2 separate regions of the Homo sapiens genome follow, and region 1 is linked to region 2. Evidence: chromatin contacts called from ENCODE POLR2A ChIA-PET data. All regions are on one chromosome and are shown on one strand. The core of a region is the stretch at or near the end of the contact, and the rest is flanking DNA. Distances in the headings are between cores, read along the strand shown.

Region 1 (4,592 bases), core at 1,001-3,500, 2.1 Mb before region 2:
AAATGGGCACGAGCCTCCCTGGGCTGTTAAGGAAATTCAATCAGAAACTGTGTAAAGGCCCTGAGGCACTAAAGGCCAATTTGGGTTCCCGACCTCCTTCCCACCGTCTGCCCTCCATCCCAGGCACACAACCAGAGAGATGTAAGAGGGACCTAACGGTTACCCAGCCGGTCTGGCATCTGACCGGGGTGAAAATGCATCTCTGTATATGAGTTGCTTCATATCTTTTGGCTTTAGTTTCCCCAGCCATAAAAGTGTGTTTGGGGTGGGGGAGGAGGACTATGATCTTCACAAGCCCTTTTAGACTTGGGGTGTTAACCTTACATGAGAGAAATGCCTGGAAGAAAAGCATGGCTAGTTAGCAGGAACGCCGCTGGGTTGGAGGCCGGGCAGCTCGGAGGCGCAGTATCCTATCTGGGCCACCAGGCGGCTCCGAGGACAACAGATGAGCAAAGCCCGCTTTTGCAGCCTGGTTCTGTCTTCAGATCTTTCCAGGCTTCTTCGCAGGCCTGGCGGACACCAGCCGCTGCTGGGTGGGAAAGGCCTGTCACTCCCAGGCTGGAATCGCTTTCCCATTTTTACAGACCTCGAAGATGAGAGGAGGCCGTCACCACAATGGATTCCGGCCCTGGGGTCTGATGGAGACATTGGTCCGCCCTTCGGTCAGACTCTTGGGGGCGTTAGGGGGGTGGGGGGGTCTCTGCTCTGCAACCCTTAGCTGAACCCCATCCTCCACTTCTCTCCTCCCGTCTGGTCAGAGTGGGAAGAGGTTTGGATTGGGATCCCCCCTCCTGCACTTCCTGGCTGGGTAACCTGGACGATGGGATAACAGTCCCCCGATTGCAAGGTCAGGGGAAGGACTGTGTCAGAATATAGGCCCTCAGTGCAGGACAGTTGCTCATCCTAAGCCTCTCCTGCCTTTTGCTCTTCCAGTGGCTTTTCACCCAGAAGGAAGATCCTCCCCTGCAGAACCTCTCCCCAGAACTAGGTCTTTGCAGGTGACGAGGTAATCCCAGCCTCCCCTCCCCGCAGATCAGCGTTTTTCGAAGTGACTTTCTCACCAGGCGGAGCATTGAAAGTACCGATCCCAGCGCACCCAGCCCTGCTGAATCAGAATCTCTGGGGGTGAGGCCCAGGAATCGCCGTCTGAACAAGTCGCGGGCTGGAAACGGCTGCCCCAGATTACAGGGCAGCTCCCTGCTTCGCTCTCGCTCCTCCGGCCCCGGGAACGTGCAGGGGGGCGGGAGGCAAGTCCCATCAGCACTTTGAACTGGGGCTGCTTTTTAGTGACTCACCTCCCAGACTTCCTGCAACAGACAACTCTAAATAGCTCGGTCCCACCCTCCAGCAGGGGAGACATTCCGGTCGGGAAGGGCAGGAGGTTAGAAGGTGGGTGCCCCGCCAGGGCAGTCCAGGGAGACCCAAGGACAGGAGACGCTGGCTGCACAGCACAGGGGCGCACGAATAGGACGTTTTGTTTACAGGCTTTTGTTATTAAGGAAATTGGTGTCAGTCAAGGTAATTCTAGCTCAGATGAGCAATAAATATGCTCCCAGCTAATCTTGTGGGGATTTTATTGGCACTCGGAGCAGAGGTTCCTTTACCTTGACTACTCCCTCCCCTCAAAGCAAAGTCCTGCTCCCCAGCGGCTTCCCCCTAAGCATCGTGAGGCACTTGGGTCAGGCTTTTAAAAGTCCACTCTACGTGAACACAGAAGAGGTCCGGGCAAAGGTGAGGAGTGGCTTCCTGATCCTACCTGGAGGCCGAGGATGACCAAATGACCTGAAATAAAACCCTGGGTGACCTGGTTGGATCAAGGCATACGCAAGCTCCCCCGGGCCTGCTCCACACTCGGGGTGATCACCTGGCCCGCGGGCGGCCCGGGCAAGGAGGAACGTCTCGAGAAGGCAGCCGGCTCGCCGGAGTCGGTTCCAGCGTGTTCGAGTTACAGCTGCGAGCCCTCAGGGACACCGGCGGCAAGTCCCGGCTTGCAGAGAGGGGAGCCAGTCCCGGGAGAGCGCGAGTCCCGGCGAGCCCGAGTGCGCGCCTTATGCGCGCTCCCCGCGACGGCGCAGGGGGAGGGGAGGCCGCAGCAGCCACTCAGAGGAACGGTAGTGAAGCCTCCCAACAACTTTAACTGTCAATCAGACTTAATGGGGTATTGAAAAAATGGGGGAAAAAGGGGCCGCCCTCTCCGCGACGCGGCTGCCCGGGGAGCGAATGAATAGGGCCGCGCAGACCAAGGCGTCCGATCCACGCGCGCTCCACACCCGGACCCTCTCCAAGTTGGAAAGGACAAAAAGAAGGCAATAAATGCTAAAAAGGGAGAGAAGGGGAGCTGGATCGAGCGGCAACTCCCAGCCTCTGCTGGAACAGAGAGGGAGGGAGGGAGCCGGAGCGAGCGAGCGCGCGCGAGGGCGAGCGCTGCACGTAAAGAAACTGACACCCGGACCCCCCACTTCTCCTGCACGTTGCTGGCAATCAGATCGCGTTTAAGCAATTTCCTGAGCCCAAGAATAGCAATGAGTCGGGAGACTTTCGCGGGCTGAAATTGGGAGCTCCAAGCACTTTTTCCCCCCACTTTTTTTTTTTTTTTTTTTCTGGAGACGGGGTGGGGGTGGGGGCGCTACAATTTGGAATCAGCTTTTTTTTTTTTTTTTTTTTTTTTTTTAATCTTGCACTTTGAAACCGCGGGACCGAGGCAGGGTGCGCGCGTGTGGTTGGTGCCTTTTTTTTTTTTTCTTCCCCTCCCTAAACTCCTCTGTCAGTCTGTAAACATTACCTGAGAATTCCCCAGCCGAAACGGCTGCTGGGGCAAGAAACTTCTTGTTAGAACTTTCCACCTCCGGCTTCCCCCTCCACCTCTTTTACCGTCCCAACCTTAGGAGACGCTTTTTCTCCCCCAGAGGAGAATTTATCTTTTTTTTTTTTTTTTTTTTCTTTTTCTCACCCGGTGCTTTGCATTTGGGAAGAGGTGATTTCAAGAGTGGCCAGGTGGGACGCCTCTCTCCTCCTTATTCGGTTTACTATTTATTGTTCGGGGTGTTTTTTAATTCCTGTATTGCTCGGCCCGGGGAGTTTCGCCCCCTGCCCGGCTCCGCGGCGCGGAGGATGGTGTGGAAACGGCTGGGCGCGCTGGTGATGTTCCCTCTACAGATGATCTATCTGGTGGTGAAAGCAGCCGTCGGACTGGTGCTGCCCGCCAAGCTGCGGGACCTGTCGCGGGAGAACGTCCTCATCACCGGCGGCGGGAGAGGCATCGGGCGTCAGCTCGCCCGCGAGTTCGCGGAGCGCGGCGCCAGAAAGGTACCAGGCACTGCGACTCCAGGGAGTGGGGGGCCGCAGGGGCGGGGGTAAGCCCACCTGCTGCCGCTGCGGGATCCCGCGCCCGGGAGCTGAGAGTCGCCGGCCACCCCACTTCTCCGCGCCACCCACGAGTGCTGAGCTAGTCGGTTTCACCTTGTAAATTTCCCGGGCACCGGACTGTCTTTTTTGGCAGGTTCAGAGTTGATCCGCTCCTTTGGGATCGGTGGCTGGCTGACTGGCTATTCACCCCCACCCTGAAACCTAAGAGACCCACCATTTCCCACATTCCTGCCTCCCAAAGGAAGGTGTTGTGCCCCCCTCCCCCGCCTTCCCCCCTTTTTCTTGCCGCCACCCTGGTGAGTGCAGGGTGTGCGCACTCCTGGGTAGAGCTGGGAGCCGCCTGCTAGCTGGCGCCTCGTATTTTCCTTGGCAACCCGCTACCCAGCCCCAACCTGGGCGGCTGCAGCTCTGAAGACACGAGAGAGGGTACTTGGTTTGGGTTTGAAAAGGGAAGAGCGGTCTTGTATGCAGTAGTCTGGCCGGACCGACACTGAGAGGCCCAGGTGTTTGGAAAGCAGGAAAGAGGAGGCCAGGGTAAGCAGCTACTGATAAAGAGCCCTTGTTCTCACCTTCAACCCTGTCCCCTCCCCCCCAGTACACCCCCCAGGGATCCCTCCCCATTTAGCTGGAAGGTGGTGCTGCAAGGAGGGTCCTGCCCACCAAACACGGCCTTTAACTTTTTGGTGGTCCTGGCACCCCTTGCTCCAGGTTTTGGAGACCTGGTGCCAGAGTGGGGAGAGTGGGCAGGCTGTCACCCAACTCCCAGCCCAGGCCAGGCTGACTCACGCGGTGACCAGAGCCATCAGGAGAGGGAGGCAGGCCAGGCTGTCTCCAGCCAGCCCTGTGAAGAGGAAGAGCGAAAACAGGGAATTAGTTTGAAACTTAAACTGTTGTGAACTAGGGGGGTGAAAGGGCCGCAAAGCCAGCTGATCTGACATGGAGCCGCATACCTTGGGGATTAAGTAAATATGTACTGTAGAAAACCAAACCTGCATGTAATTCCAGGTTGCTTTTGTTTTGTTAAATACTGCCCTGAGATTTACAATTCCTCCGGGGTGGCTCTGACTGGGACTGAACTTTGGAGCCTGAACTATCAGCCAAAGCCGATCCGATTAACTCTTCCCTAGCCGGGCTGGCCGGAGCCTGTGGTGGCCAAGCTAGCAGGGGTCTGGCTGTCCAGGACTCCCTCTTCTCCTTGGGTGGTTTGGACAGCCGCTTGACCTTGC
Region 2 (4,620 bases), core at 115-2,614:
AAGTGCCACAGTGTTGGGTATCAGAAAAAAAGATCCAGAAAGTCCTGGTCTGAGAGCTCTAGTCCTTAAAAATTTAGACTTGGGCCAGGCACGGTGGCTCACGTCTGTAATCTCAGCACTTTGGGAGGCCGAGGAGGGCAGATCACGAGGTCAGGAGGTCGAGACCATCCTGGCTAACATGGTGAAACCCTGTCTCTACTAAAAATACCAAAATTAGCCGAGCGTGGGGGCAGGCGCCTGTAGTCCCAGTTATTCGGGAAGCTGAGGCAGGAGAATGGCGTAAACCCGGGAGGCGGAGCGTGCAGTGAGCCAAGATTATGCCACTGCACTCCAGCCTGGGTGACAGAGCAAGACTCCGTCTCAAAAAATATATATATTTAGACTCAACACCCCACCTAAGCCATAAGACTGAGCAGAAATTCTAGTATGTGACACCTCTGGAGAGAAACAGGTTAACACAATCAAGCCTCTCTTCTGGCAATACACGTGTTGATGAGGTCCTGCAGTCCACAGAAGACTTGGAAGTCAAAGAGGTCACAGGTCCCAGAGACCACAGAAGTCAGAGGTCCCACGGGCCACAGAGGTCAGAGATCTCACAGGCCACAGAAGTCAGAGGTCTCACAGTCCATGGAATTCAGAGGTCCCTGGGTCCACAGAAGTCACAGTCCCACGGTCTATGGAAGTCAGAGGCCCCACAATCCACAGAAGTCATAAATTCTAGAGTCCACAGAAGTCAGGAGTCCATAGTCCACAGATGTCAGGGGTCCCTCCATCTCTAGAAGTTATAGGTCCTACAGTTCATGGCAGACTTTCCTAGGAAAATTTAAACTCTGATGTGCATGGTCATTTCCATTTCTAAACCCTACACAAAAATCTGAGGGGAGACACGCTCAATCAGATAGCATTAAAGCTGGAAAGAACGCACCATGATGTTAGCAAAAACCACTTCAACTACTCATGCCATTAGAGTCATCAAAGGGGGGAGGCAGGAAGGAAGGGAGGGACAGAGAAAGAGACAGTAATGAAAGAGAAAATAAGTCTGAAAAGAAAGGAGAAAATAGAAATATAAAAGATTAGAAAAAACAGGAGATAACAAAATAAAAAAGACAAAAACCTCACTTTGGCATTTACAGTTTAAAGCTGTCAGGGCATTTTATGAAATGACAGTTGCAATAAAACAAATAGAATGGTGAGTCATCTGGGTTCCAACTTCTGAGTCAAAAGGGGCTGTTTCTAGACAAACCAGCAGCTCTGCTGCCTGCACATTTAACGATGCCTATCGGTGCACCACAGCTACGGAACAGGATGTGGAGAACGAGGAGGTGGGAGTGAGCATTGTCTTTACTGGTCCCAGTGTCATTGCAAATAAAGACTGTCAAGATTTAAACCATAATAATGGAAAGGCTATAAAGGTCTCAGTTATAATGTTTCCTCTGATGTTCCCTTTCATAAAATGGCCTCTTTATGTTGCTTGCGTAGCAGTCATCCACTGAACATCGGCATATGTGTGGCCCAGTGGGAATGTTGCACCCTAAGTTCCTAGCAGGACGCCAGGCAGCAACTGTGCAATCCAACTCCTTGGCTCATCATCTCCATCGCACATAAGTGAGCACACACACTCACTCATTCCACAAATATGTATGAGTGCCTATTTTCTGCCAGGAGCTGAGCAATACGGTATATGCCCAACCCATACAGGGCTTAGCAAAGTGCCTAGGTGCCAAACAGCCAGGAAACACACATGCAAAATATATACGGCCATACAACACAGGGACTCCTTTCCTACTTTGGCACCTAAAAGTCTTACATAAGTGCCTGGCAGCCTAGCAGGAAATGGGACTTTTCCTTCTCCATGCCAGAGCAAAGTAGATAAGCTGGAACACAAATCAGATAAATGCTCAAAAAGGGGGCTTAATATGGTGCCCACAAAGACTTGCCTTTACTTGGACACACCAGACAAAAATGCACAGAAACCTGCTGTTTCAACAGAATTATTTATCTGCAGCCTGCCATCTAACCATTCTAGGCACCAGGGAACCTCAAAGGAAAATACAAACAAAACCTCTGCAAATTAATACTTTGTAGACATGCCAAGGAGGCATGAACTAAGAAAGACACCAGCAGCACGTGTAGGGATGAAATGAGGCTGAAACCTGTAAACCAGGGAGCCGTGTGATGCAATTAGAGATGCCAAAGTCCAAAATTAGGAAAGGATCGATCTAGTCAAGCCCAACTTGGTGGCAGGTAGAGAATAACTCACATTTCTAGGTGGGCAGCCTGTGCCAACCACAAACCATCCCTGGGCTGCCTTCCCTGCTGATCTATAATTGGTGGGTCAGTGATGGAGCTACCAATTATCTTGAGGCCCCCTGTATTTAGTTCACAGACAAAGGGAAGCAGGAGAGACCAGTTAGTAATGAGTAAGTAATGGCCACGAAAATACATTGTATTATACAAAGCTGCTTCGGCAGGAAAAGCCATTTGGAAAATAAAGCGTAAAAGAATAAAATAAGCTGGAGAAACTCAATTTTCTCCTCCCTTCCTCCCAAAGCCACACTTAGGATAAAATGAGGTTTGTGCAGGTTAATCCTTAAGAGGTAAGAAAAAAATGATTAAATACATTTAAAAAATCAATTGTACATTAAACCAAATCCAGGAACTGCAAAAACAAACACGGCAGCGTTCCTCCAGCCGGCATTAGCTCTGCCAGTCTGGTCAGTAGGGGATACCCCCACCTGATGGAGCCCGCTGAGGTCACAGAAGACAAGCAGAGAGGAAGGGGAGAGAACCAGGGCTGGGGAGTGGGATGGGACCACAGATCTGGATTTCACTGGAACTGAAGTTATTTCTAGATATTATAAAGAAATAAAATGCCTTACAAATGGGGCTCTGGGGACCAGGCTGAATTCTTCAAAAATCCAATAGAAATAATAATAATGAGAATCATTTGATAAACAGAAATTATAAACCACCTTACTGTCAAATGATGTGCCACTATTTCTCGTTATTTCTTCTGTTTATTAACAAATTCTATTAACTGCCATTTTTCAGACAACAGAGAGCTGGAGAGGTGAGGTTAAGAGGCATGCCTTTGCCGGGCGCGGTGGCTCACGCCTGTAATCCCAACACTTTGGGAGGCCGAGGCAGGCGGATCATGAGGTCAGGAGATTGAGACCATCCTGGCTGACATGGTGAAACCCCATCTCTACTAACAACAAAAAAAAATTACAAAAAAATTAGCCGGACGTGGCGGCGGGCGCCTGTAGTCCCAGCTACTCGGGAGGCTGAGGCAGGAGAATGGCGTGAACCTAGGAGGCGGTGTTTGCAGTGAGCCGAGATCGCACCACTGCACTCTAGCCTGGGCGACAGAGCGAGACTCCGTCTCAAAAAAAAAAAGGAGGCATGCCTTTGTCTTTCAGGAATGCCACTCTCTGCAGTGGAGCTGGATGGAAACTCCCACCCTTCCCCAGTACCCTGGGATCTTCAGATGAAAGCCTGAAAGAATGCAAAGCCACAAGAAAGTGGCCCTAGGTCACCCGCTCCTCCCTCAGTGGAGTCAAGGCTGAGAATTCTTAGCTAATCCTAAATAAACCTCACATGGCTGAAATGTCACGGCCAATTTGCTTCCCCGTGTGGACTGCAACCATCTGGTTCTGCCTGCAACCAGCCTTTCTCCTCCTGGGCACCTGCCTCAGCCACACAGCTGGAAGATCTGGCAGGCAGGAGCATTCAGAGGGCACAGTAGGAGGTGCACTTCTGGGGGGGAGGGAGCTGGGACTCACTCTGACAAGGCACAAGTTGCCCATATGTCAGTCTTGGGCCCCCAATCTAAAAATCTGGCACATCCAAGGCCGGGCGCGGCAGCTCACGCCTGTAACCCCAGCACTTTGGGAGGCCGAGGTCAGGAGATCGAGACCATCCTGGCTAACACAGTGAAACCCCGTCTCTACTAAAAATACAAAAAAATTAGCAGGGCATGGTGGCGGGCGCCTGTAGTCCCAGCTACTCGGGAGGCTGAGGCAGGAGAATGGCATGAATCCGGGAGGCGGAGCTTGCAGACAGCCGAGATCGCACCACTGTACTCCAGCCTGGGTGACAGAGCGAGACTCCGTCTCAAAAAAAAAACAAAAACAAAAAACAAAAAAATGGCACATCTGCAATGTTCCCCTTCATGTGTTTCTGAAATAAGTCATTTAGAATTGAAGAGAAACCTCTGTAAGACTAGTTTGGATAGGGGGAGGGAGTGGGGTTGGGGGGAAATGCTGACAGGAAGAACAGGTAATCAACCATATGACAGTGGTATTCCCAACAGAATTAAAGACACGTGCCCATGGGGGAAAGTTTCAAAACCTCTAAACATTATTTGAGTGGGTTATCAATGTCTAGCTCTTGGCAACAAGTAAGATCTGACAGAAAGATTTTACTCTCTTAAAGACATCTCTATTCTCTTATCTTCAAAGCAGGTGAACTTTGCTGCCTTAACTCTGACAATGAGGAATTTGTGGATGTTGATAGAAACACAGATAAAGGATTTACCTGAGGGGGCAGAGAAAGTAGAAATAAAAGATCCTGGATATTGTATTTTCTTTACTTATGCGGATTCCAGTGACTCCCTGGAGA

The links. ChIA-PET counts read pairs that join two places held with the same protein, here RNA polymerase II (POLR2A).
Region 1: POLR2A ChIA-PET joins it to region 2 with 15 read pairs in T-cell. The contact joins the promoter of DHRS3 here to the enhancer-like site in region 2. POLR2A ChIA-PET finds 5 or more read pairs at or near these places in 2 of 52 experiments (T-cell and naive thymus-derived CD4-positive, alpha-beta T cell).

Annotation. Positions count from the first base shown.
Region 1 is chr1:12,615,868-12,620,459 of GRCh38, reverse strand. It overlaps DHRS3 (dehydrogenase/reductase 3), which reads left to right and starts at 2,250. Exons shown (of 6, transcript NM_004753.7): 1 at 2,250-3,306. The coding sequence starts at 3,112. RefSeq lists a silencer at 243-494 and enhancers at 730-1,361, 1,362-1,993, 1,994-2,625.
Region 2 is chr1:10,507,720-10,512,339 of GRCh38, reverse strand. The region is part of intron 2 of PEX14 (peroxisomal biogenesis factor 14); the gene reads right to left. Among named protein-coding and RNA genes, the nearest start is that of PEX14, 35 kb to the right of the region's middle. RefSeq lists an enhancer at 2,984-3,672. Within about 2 kb of position 1,364, at least 19 of the 41 ENCODE cell types and tissues checked have a DNase peak (open chromatin) inside an H3K27ac peak, as active enhancers do.